2 separate regions of the Homo sapiens genome follow, and region 2 is linked to region 1. Evidence: chromatin loops called from intact Hi-C (ENCODE). Cell type or tissue: IMR-90. All regions are shown on one strand. Region 1 overlaps CNTN1 (contactin 1). Region 2 overlaps GXYLT1 (glucoside xylosyltransferase 1).

What was found. Peaks named below come from ENCODE experiments on the same cell type or tissue, not always from the same donor. Only the 100,000 strongest peaks of a DNase experiment are listed, where the experiment ranks them.
Region 2: a loop joins it to region 1, with 8 times the contacts of the local background. A loop is called at or near these places in 9 of 110 quality-filtered maps.

What each region holds. Positions count from the first base shown.
Region 1 is chr12:40,944,398-40,949,397 of GRCh38, forward strand. The region is part of intron 14 of CNTN1 (contactin 1); the gene reads left to right. Among named protein-coding and RNA genes, the nearest start is that of PDZRN4, 240 kb to the right of the region's middle. In IMR-90, a CTCF peak has its summit at 2,417; no DNase peak of the experiment used is centred here.
Region 2 is chr12:42,116,905-42,121,904 of GRCh38, forward strand. It overlaps GXYLT1 (glucoside xylosyltransferase 1), which reads right to left. Exons shown (of 8, transcript NM_173601.2): 3 at 2,096-2,267. Among named protein-coding and RNA genes, the nearest start is that of GXYLT1, 25 kb to the right of the region's middle. In IMR-90, no CTCF peak of the experiment used is centred here; DNase peaks (open chromatin) are centred at 1,447 and 2,357; H3K27ac peaks cover 442 bases.

The DNA of each region.
Region 1 (5,000 bases):
AATTGGGCTTTAGGTATGATTTCCCCCTTAATTTTAATACAATTGATGTGTATTACATCAGTATATATGTGCCCTTGGTTCTAGTGCCTTCCTTTTTACTTTAAATGAAGAGCATAGAACTTAATCTTTGTTATAATGATGATCTTAAAGCATTTATGTTATGCTTTAAGAGTAAGAAAGAGACAAAATTATATATGTTGGAGAATTTGGAGAATTAGTTTATGTGATTTGAAGAGGGTTAAATGGCTATATTTTAAGAATTGAAAGGTGTTACATTCTACAAGTCCTATAGTTAAACATAGTGATATAGAGAGTCAAGGTGTAGAAAGAAATAAAATAGAGGGAAAAGACTGAGAAGTAATGCAGGCAAAACAACTTGTGTAAGAACATTGTTGGTGTCTTGGTAGGCTGTCTAGGTTACAGTGTATTTAAAAAGTAAATTAATCACTGGCCCTATCAGCCTCTTCTTTAGAAAAGCAAACATTTGTAAGACTAAGGACATATTTAGAACATAGGCATAATTAGGAAAACTTTTATTTTAGAAGTCAGTTATTAATATAAAAAAGAAGCACAAATGAACTCAGTAGGACATTTAGGATTGTTTAAGTCCCATAAAATCTGAAGATTGATATGTACACATTATTATATTATGCTTTCATATTGTCCAGCTATGTTTTTAGCTTTAGAAGAGTTGTAATTTAACTGATCTAGCTACAACTGTACACCTCTAGTAAACATACCAATACTCTTTCAGTTTCTGAACCAAAATTATACTTTAAAGAATAACAATTGAGAATTGGCAGAGAACTGTAAATTTTGTATTTTGACATTATATACCATGTAATATATTTTCCTTATAGATCTGAAACTATTTTGCACATGCCCAAAATTAGTCAAATTGGCACCAAAATCTCCAATACTTTATTTAAAGTGTATTTTATTTTGCAAGAAAAGTAAATACAACTTGGGTTTTATTCATTTTAAAGGAAAAAAGTAAGCTAAACAGGGATCTTACTTTCTCAAAAAGTAGGCTTCTGAATTTGAAAGAATTATCTTTGGTGTTATAAATTGAATAATTTCAAAAGTAAAGTCTAGAAGTTCCACAACCATAGTTTATAAAGTAGTAACTAATAGCTGCAATGAAGTCTATGTAAATAAATTTGCAGACAAAAATTGCCCTAAACTGAAACTTCATATTTAGAGCTTATTTATATTCTTTAAAATACTAATTACATTGTGCTGGTACATGTAAATAATGACTGCAAAAAGAAAATGGAAAAAAAAAGGAATTTAAAGAGAAAGAAAAATAGATCCCAGTCCCCTTTAAAAAAAAAAACAGGAAAACAAAGAAATAACTGGAATACTAATTAGGAAACAAATAATAAATTAGACCATAAAAATGTAAAAGACCTTGTGGCCACTTAGTGCACACTCTCCCTTTTCAGATGATAGCTGCAGAGATTCACATAGTTACCCCTCCAGCTAATCCAGAGCAGAGTCCTGACCGCAGGCTCACCACCTCAGGTTTCAGTTCATTCCATCAAATAATGATCTGACAGTGGGAGCAAACCTACTCAACTGACTAGATAAGCATCTTAATTGAATCAGAATATCAAATGCACATGTTTAGCATGTCATAGATGGACAGATGCATTCAATTATCTCGATTTTTAAAAAGCCTGGATAAGAATCATTTTAAAATAAATAATTAAACTGAATTCTATCTTTCAAACCAACACAAGACTAATGAAGCTATCCCTGGCACCTTCCTTCTCTTTTAAGGCAAACTACAAAGTTAAACTTCACTGGTCAATATGCCATGCAAAATTTAAGTAAAAACGCTATAAATATTTGATCCACCTTTTGGAAGATAGTCCTAACAGCTATTAATTGCTTCTAGGATTGTTAATAGATCATTCTCAGAATTAGTGGCTCCTCCTATGAAAATCTTAGTGAATATATATATGTCTCTTAAATAATGATTTGGTATTTTATGTAGTTCTCCCAATATTTCAACAATTGAATAGCATTTGTTCATTAAGAATATGTACTAAGCACATGCCATAAGCAGACACAGTTGTAGGCACTAGGTTAAATAAAACACTGAAATAGACATGGACACCAGCCCAAAATAAACCAATGATACCCCAAGAGTTTAAGATTCAGATGTAAATGTTTTTTGGTAGCTATTACAGTTAACAAAACCAACATAATTAACATGTTCTAACAATTTTCATTGCTAAAAACTAATACAGGAAGTTCTGACTAATAATAAAAAGGAATAGGGAAATCAAATTTTAAACTTTTTATTTCAAGAACCTAAGTTTTTATTTTCCAATTTAGTTTCAATAATAAATTGAATTCAATAATTAAGTATGCACTGATTTTAGCTTGCTATTCTTGATTTTAACCACTAAGGGGCAACCTTGTATAAGGATTCAAATTTCACAGCCCGGTGTAATTTGGGACTTCTTTTCCTTCATGAAATTAAACAAATGCATTTGCTCCTACTTATGAATAAATTGTGAGATTATAGGTGATTTTTAAATGTCTTCTTTATATTTTTTCTAATTAAAGTTATGTAATTATTAGGAAAAATGTAACTGTACATTTTTAAAGATGTATATTTCTTTTAAGAGTTTAATGGGAACACCAAAAAAGCAAAAATAACACTGTCTTTGTATTTAGTAATCCTACTTTATGTAAAACTTTGGGATTAATTTATTTTTTAATGTAACTTTCAATTTTAAGGCAGTAATTGCACACCTAGTACTGATTATAGAAAAACACTAAGGAGTTAAACATCTAAAAATTTCCTGAGTATTATATTAATATGTAATAATTGTCAGATGTTCCACTGGAACTTGAACTCATGCATGGGGGATGTTAAAAATACAAGCTCGAAGCAGAAATTTAATAAATCTGAGGCTTTGATACAATAAGATATTAAAGCAGTTTATCTGCCATTCTTTTATTTTGTTGATGTTATATGGCAAATGATCATAAATGTTTCAAGTCCAATTATAAAGTGGCTCCTGTTTTGGCTTTCTAATTCAATAGCTACTTAATGCCTTGGAGTAAATACAAAAGGCAGAGCCATTTTATTTATTCATTTAATGTATAACTTTTCTTGTTCCAGAAAAGACTTAAGACAATCTATCAAAAATATGAATTTTAAATATCTCATTTTATTCCTCTTTCAAGGTGGCACCTAACCTGTAGAATTTTTCAGTAGCCCTCAATTTTTGACATTCACTTTGGGTCATTTTCTTTCAACTGTTTAACAACATTCCCTGCTTAGAGCCATTAAGTTAGTTAATTACATGAGTTCCTTAAAATTTCCAGTTTTGGAGATTGTCACTATTTCATATATATATATATATATACACACACACACACACACACACACACACACACACACACACACACACATATGTATTACTCTTATTACAAATACATGTTAAATTTGTAATACTGTGGGACATTATTGCCTGTCTTATATGAATTCATAAATATCACTTGAATTGTTCAGAGATTGTGTCACAAACCAACCTGGGCTTTAGGCTTCATTTTCTCACCTCTTATGTGGTGACTCTGATCCAGGGATTAAAATTCTCTAAGCCTCAGAATTTCCCTCTGTAAAACGTGATTAATCATTCACTTACTTCATTCAGGTTACTTCACTGGGTTTGAAAAACTAGTTACTTCATGAAAGAGTGCATATAGAGACTTGGCACAGCATCTGAGAGTATTGGGGACACGAATAAAGTATATAAGTGGTTATTAATACTTTTTATAAGAGAGCAATCATCCCCCATTGGAAATTCCAGAAGCTTTTGCTAGCTAGTTTTTCTTTCTTTCTTTTTTTTTTTTTTTTTTTTTTTGAGCCACAGATCTCATTTTTCACAATTTAATACTTGCACTGCTTGCTGTGCTGGATACTTAGACTGAGACCAAAAAAAAAAAAAAATCTGGGTATTTCATTGCTGAAGGCAGTGAAGAGGTAATAATAGCCAACATTTATTGTGGGCTTACTGTTTAGACAGAATTGGGTTAAATGTTTTTCACATATTTCTCAGTTGATCTTCACAGAAATCCTCTGTGGAGTGCATATTATTGTGATTTTCTCAGTTTTCAAAGTGAGGAAAGTGAGTATTAGAAAAGTTGAGTAACTGGTCCCATGTAATCATACAAGTCGCTAGAGGCTAACAGAAGATTTGATACCAGGTGGCCTGACTGCCAACCCTGTAATCTCCACCACTTTGATTCATCTTTTGGTTAATGTTCATGTCTGTGTCTATTTAAATAATTCTCCCATAAGTATTTGATGCTCTACAAGGCAATACTGTTCAATTCACATTTTATTCTCTAATCTGGTTTAATGAACCTTGTATGCTCACTCAGATTGCCCAAATTACTTCATTCTCCCTACACTGTTGGCCACCTTTGCAATACACTGTAAGTCATGTCTACACAGTTTCAAGTGGTCTAACTATGAAGTTCCTGGCAATTCCTAATGATCCCCTGTAGACAGGTATGCTAGGTGTGTGTTTGCAGGTATGTGGGTGTGCATTTTTTCTGAGTGCATAAGCAATACCATTCAAGAGAGAAGAAGACAGATTTCTCACCCAAACGTTATTTTCCTTTTTTAAAGAAAAATTTTATTAAACATATCAAAAAAGGTCTTTAGATTTTACAAATATGTATTTAAAACTAGATCATGCTGTGATCTTGTACAGAAATTTTGTTTCTGCAAGACAAGAAAAAGGAGAGGAAAAATGATAAAACAGAAGTCAATTTGTTTTTTTTTTTGTTTTTTTACAATTTAATCTTTTATTTTTATTTACATTTTATGTAGAATGCTTATAACTAGAAAGAAAGGTTTCTTTTTTTATATACTTTAAGTTTTAGGGTACATGTGCACATTGTGCAGGTCACATATGTATACATGTGCCATGCTGGTGCGCTGCACCCACTAACTCGTCATCTAGCATTAGGTA
Region 2 (5,000 bases), 1.2 Mb after region 1:
TAAGAAAATGTGGCATATATACACCATGGAATACTATGCAGCCATAAAAAATGATGAGTTCATGTCCTTTGTAGGGACATGGATGAAGCTGGAAACCATCATTCTCAGCAAACTATCACAAGGACAAAAAACCAAACACCACATGTTCTCACTCATAGGTGGGAATTGAACAATGAGAACACATGGACACAGGAAGGGGAACATCACACATCGGGGACTGTTGTGGGGTTGGGGGAGGGGGGAGGGATAGCATTAGGAGACATACCTAATGCTAAATGATGAGTTAATGGGTGTAGCATACCAGAATGGCACATGTATACATATGTAACAAACCTGCACATCATGCACATGTACCCTAAAACTTAAAGTATAATAATAATAAAATTTAAAAAAAAATCCAGGTAAAGAGATCAAGATCATAAAATTATCTAACAAAAATACAGATACTAAAAATATTTTTAAACAGTAAGAAGGTATACTTTCATATACCACTTATAACAGTAAGAAAACTTTTATACCTTTTAGTTTTCTGCCAAAAAGTATAAACGTTTTTGGCAGAAAACTGAAAGATCTGAGCTCATAATTAGTATTTTTGCACTTGACATGCAAAATGAACTGATTTAACCTGAAAAAAACATCAAATATATTTTTTACATAGACCAAGCATAAAAATCCAAATGAATTTAAAAGCTTAATTAAGTGGATAGATGTAAACAGACAATAGAGAGGGAGGAAAGAGAAAATATGAATGATCATTAGCATCACCTTTACCACCATCTCAGAACAAAAGGTAGTGAGATTTCAGGTGAGTTTTCTTTTTCTTATATGTTCTTCTGCCTCTATCTGTTCTCTTATTGTACAATAATATTTTGTTGTTGTTGTTGTTAAGGAACTTACAAGGCTGACCTGATTAAAGAGTATATATTCCACTGTAACAGCTAGGCATGGTCATATGACTAAATTCAGACCAATGGGATACTGGCAGAAATGTCACAATGACTTCTAGAAAGTACCCTTAAGGATACTGCCCTTCTTCACTCCCTCTCTGAATAGAATATGGGTGCAATGGTTGGAGTCTGAGTAGTCATCATGGACCATGAAGCAGAAGCCTCATGTTAAAGATGGCTCAGCCACAGTAAGACGAAGCCAGAGTATCTGAAGATAAAGAATTGCCATATAATCCAGACTACCTACTTTTATGGGAGAGAGAAATAAACTTCAATCCTGTTTAAGCCACTGTTATTTTGGGTTTTCTGCCACTGCTGCCAAATTGATTTTAACTAATACAAAACCAAAATAAATAACTTTCTTATCAGAACCAGAAGCCACTTCCCGCCATATTATTAATCAAGAATTCTCTCCTCTCAAAACAGGATTAAAACCTTTATATAAGCTCTGATTAAGGCACTCCCAAGGAAAGGATATAGACAAAATAAATCATAGGATTTCTCAGTCCTATGACTAAACATCCTGGAACTAGAGTCACTAAAATAAAACCTCCATTTTTGACAAAGAACTTACTTTTAAGTAGCCCACTGCTGTTCAAAAATGAACCTTCCTCTTTCACGTTAGATCTGGACTCAGATGGAAGTGGTTCAAGGAGCACTCCCCACTTACAAGGGCAGTGTTACAGAATAAATATTTTTGTGCAATTAAGAAATAAAACAACTGATATGGTTTGGCTCTGTGTTGCCACTCAAATCTCATCTCAAATTGTAATTCCCACGTGTCAAGGGAGGGACCTAGTGGGAGATGACTCGATCATGGGGGCCGTTTCCCCCTTACTGTTCTTGTGATAACCATCAGTTCTCATGAGGTCTCATGGTTTAAAAGTGTGGTCTTCTTTCTCTTTCTCTCTCTTCTGCTGCCATGTAAGACATGCCTTACTTCCCCCTTTGCCTTCTGCCATGATTCTAAGTTTCCTGAGGCCTCTCCAGCAATGCTGAACTGTGAGTCAATTAAACTTTTCTTTATAAATTACCAAGTCTCAGGTAGTTATTTCTAGCAATGTGAACAGACTATTACAACAACATTCTATTATAGTATATTATTAAATATTCAACTCTACAACCTTGACTATGTCTCAAATACTTACTCTGCCTTTAAAGCTATGATGTAGCTGATCTTCAGCAAAAATATGGAATTGAAGAGGTTTGATGCTGAAAATGATAGCTGACTTCAACATGGTCATAGTTTCTTCCAGTCTTTCACCACAGGCAACTACAGCTAGATGCATTTTCTCAACAGGCTGTATTTTCAGACTGTACCTAATAGGAAAGAAAACCACATTTTTCAACAGTTTTAGTATATGTTTACAATGTGTACTTTCATCATGCTCAAAAAGTGAAGCTCAAAGCCAGATGTTGTGACTCATGCCTGCAGTCCCAGCTACACGGGAAGCTAAGGCAGGAGGATCACTTGAAACCAAGAGTTCAATGCTGCAGTAAGCTATGACTGCATCACTATACTCCAGCCTGGGCAACAGAGCCAGACCCTGTGAAAGACAGAGAAGAAAGAAAGGACAGAAAGAGAAGAAAGAGAAAGGGAAAGGCAAAGGGAAAGGGAGGGAGGGAAGGAAAAAAAAAAGAAAGAAAGAAAAACTGAAGTTCAAAATTTTTATTTATAAAACAAACTAGGCCAAGTCTGTAATCCCAGAGCTTTGAGAGACCAAGGCAGCAGGGTCACTTCAGTCCAGGAGTTCAAGACCAGCCTAGGCAACATACCGAGATCCCATCCCTACAAAAAATACAAAAATTAGCCAGGAGTGGTGGCATGCACCTGTAGCCCCGGCTACTCAGGAGGCTGACATGGGAGGATATTTTGAGCCCAGAAGATAGAAGCTGCAGTGAGCTGTAATTGTGCCACTTTACTCCAGACAGAGCAAGATCCTGTCTCAAAAAAAAGAATGTATTTATTTAAAAAATAAGAAAAGGGCAAACATCAAATTACAAAACATTTTAAAAATGTTGAATCAATCACGTATTTCCACACTCTCAACCAGCTCTTCTCACCAATTTTCCTCCTTTCAAACTACAGAACACACAAAAAATGACAACTTTCTCAATTCTCCCAAGAATACATAACTAGCACCACTGTGGCTGCCAGTAAATAAATTAATTCATTACTCACATTAGATGCCTTAGGAAATCAGAGCTTAACTCTCTCAAGGAACCCATTGAGAAAGATAGATTTGAAGGTCTTTCATTCAATTTTTTAAAAACATTGTTATTAAAAAAAAACCCTTAAAAACATTCTTACTTCATATGAAACCTCTCCCCATACCACCTCTCACCAACCAACAGTTCACTGTAAAGCAAACCCAGTCATAATTTCATCCATAAATGTTTCAGTATTACATTCAATCTTAAACCATGCTGACTACAAGAAAAAATGTCCTTCACATTAATAACACACATTCATTCCCATTTACCAAATATCTAGGAAGATGTAAACACTTCTGAGATGGTCTAAAACATGCTAGTCAAACACTAGTATGTCTTTAGAATCTACTTCTAACACAGTGCAGCAGTGGATACCAACAGGCTTAAGTAACTTTTAATACCTCTTGCTTCTGCTGTGCCACTTCTTTCACGTCTGGTGTTAGCATTAGCTTCGGTCTTTTTACTTTTTTTTCCTTCTTTTTAGAGACAGGGTCTCACTCTATCACCCATGATGGAGTACAGTGGTGCATTCATAGCTCACTGCAGCCTCAACCTCCCAGGCTCAAGCCATCTTCCCATCTCAGCCTCCCAAGCAGCTGGGACCACAGATGTGCGACCACCATGTCCAACTAATCTTTTTTTTTATTTTTTGTAGAGATGGGGTCTCACTATGTTGCCCAGGCTAGTCTCGAACTCCTGGCCTCAAGGGATCCTCCCACCTCAGCCTCCCAAAGTGCTGGGATTACAGGCATGAGCCAGCGCACCTGGCCAGTTTGGGTCTTTTTAAAGCTCTCTATTATTTTCTGTTGGCTGTAATTAGAAAGAAGCAATGTCTCTTCCCTTGTTTGTACCCTCTGTCCTTTGCCCTCTTTTGTGCTGAGCCCATCAGTTCATAACACTGAAACTAATGATGGAGGGGAGACTTTCTACTCTTTCTACGTCTATAAAGAGGGGACATGAATCCAGTTCATCTCAAAAACAGTGGAAGCCACAATGACAAGTTAAAAACTAGGCAATCAAGACATGACAATTTTTAGAGAATTCTAAATTACCTCATCTTTCCAGTAACTGCCTCCAGATCCTACTTGTCATTACAGCATCATGATTTAAGAATCAATAACAGGCTCGGATTGCTTTACTGGCCCATAGCTAGATCTTGCCCCAAAGTCAAAGGCCAAGAGAAGATTTTAAAAGTAAGGCATAATAGTCATATGCTGTTTTGTAGAGCATCAGCTATATACACAGACAAGAAGTATATTAAACCTAAAGAAACATTAGCCTCAAGGCCGGGCATGGTGGCTAACACCTGTAATTCCAGTACTTTGGGAGGCCAAGTTGAGAGGACCGCTTGAGGCCCAGAGTTTGAGACCAACCTGGGTAACACAGCGAGACCCAGTATCCACACACACAAAAAAACTAGCTGGGTGTGGTGATGCACGCCTGTACTCCTAGCTACTTAAAGGCTGAGGTAGGAGGGTTGCTCGAGTCCAGGAGTCCGACGTTGCAGTGAGCTGTGAGCATGCCACACTGCACTCCAGCCTGGGTGCTGGGCGATGTCTTAAATAATAATATACCCAAATGTTTCTCAAGGAAAAAAAAAAAAATCCCTCTAAAAATCAGTCTCAGGAACTCCTCCCAGGTATTTCAGCAAGGATTGTTTTGGTCACACTGCCAGCACTCCTTTCACCAATTTCTACAGGAGTACTGTCAACTACATCACATTTCCTCTTCTGTTTGGGATCCTTTTTAGTGAAAGTATTATATACAGTACAGGCTCAACTCCTAAACTGACCACAAAAAACACGGTTAAAAGATGTCTCTGACAACCACCCTACCCCT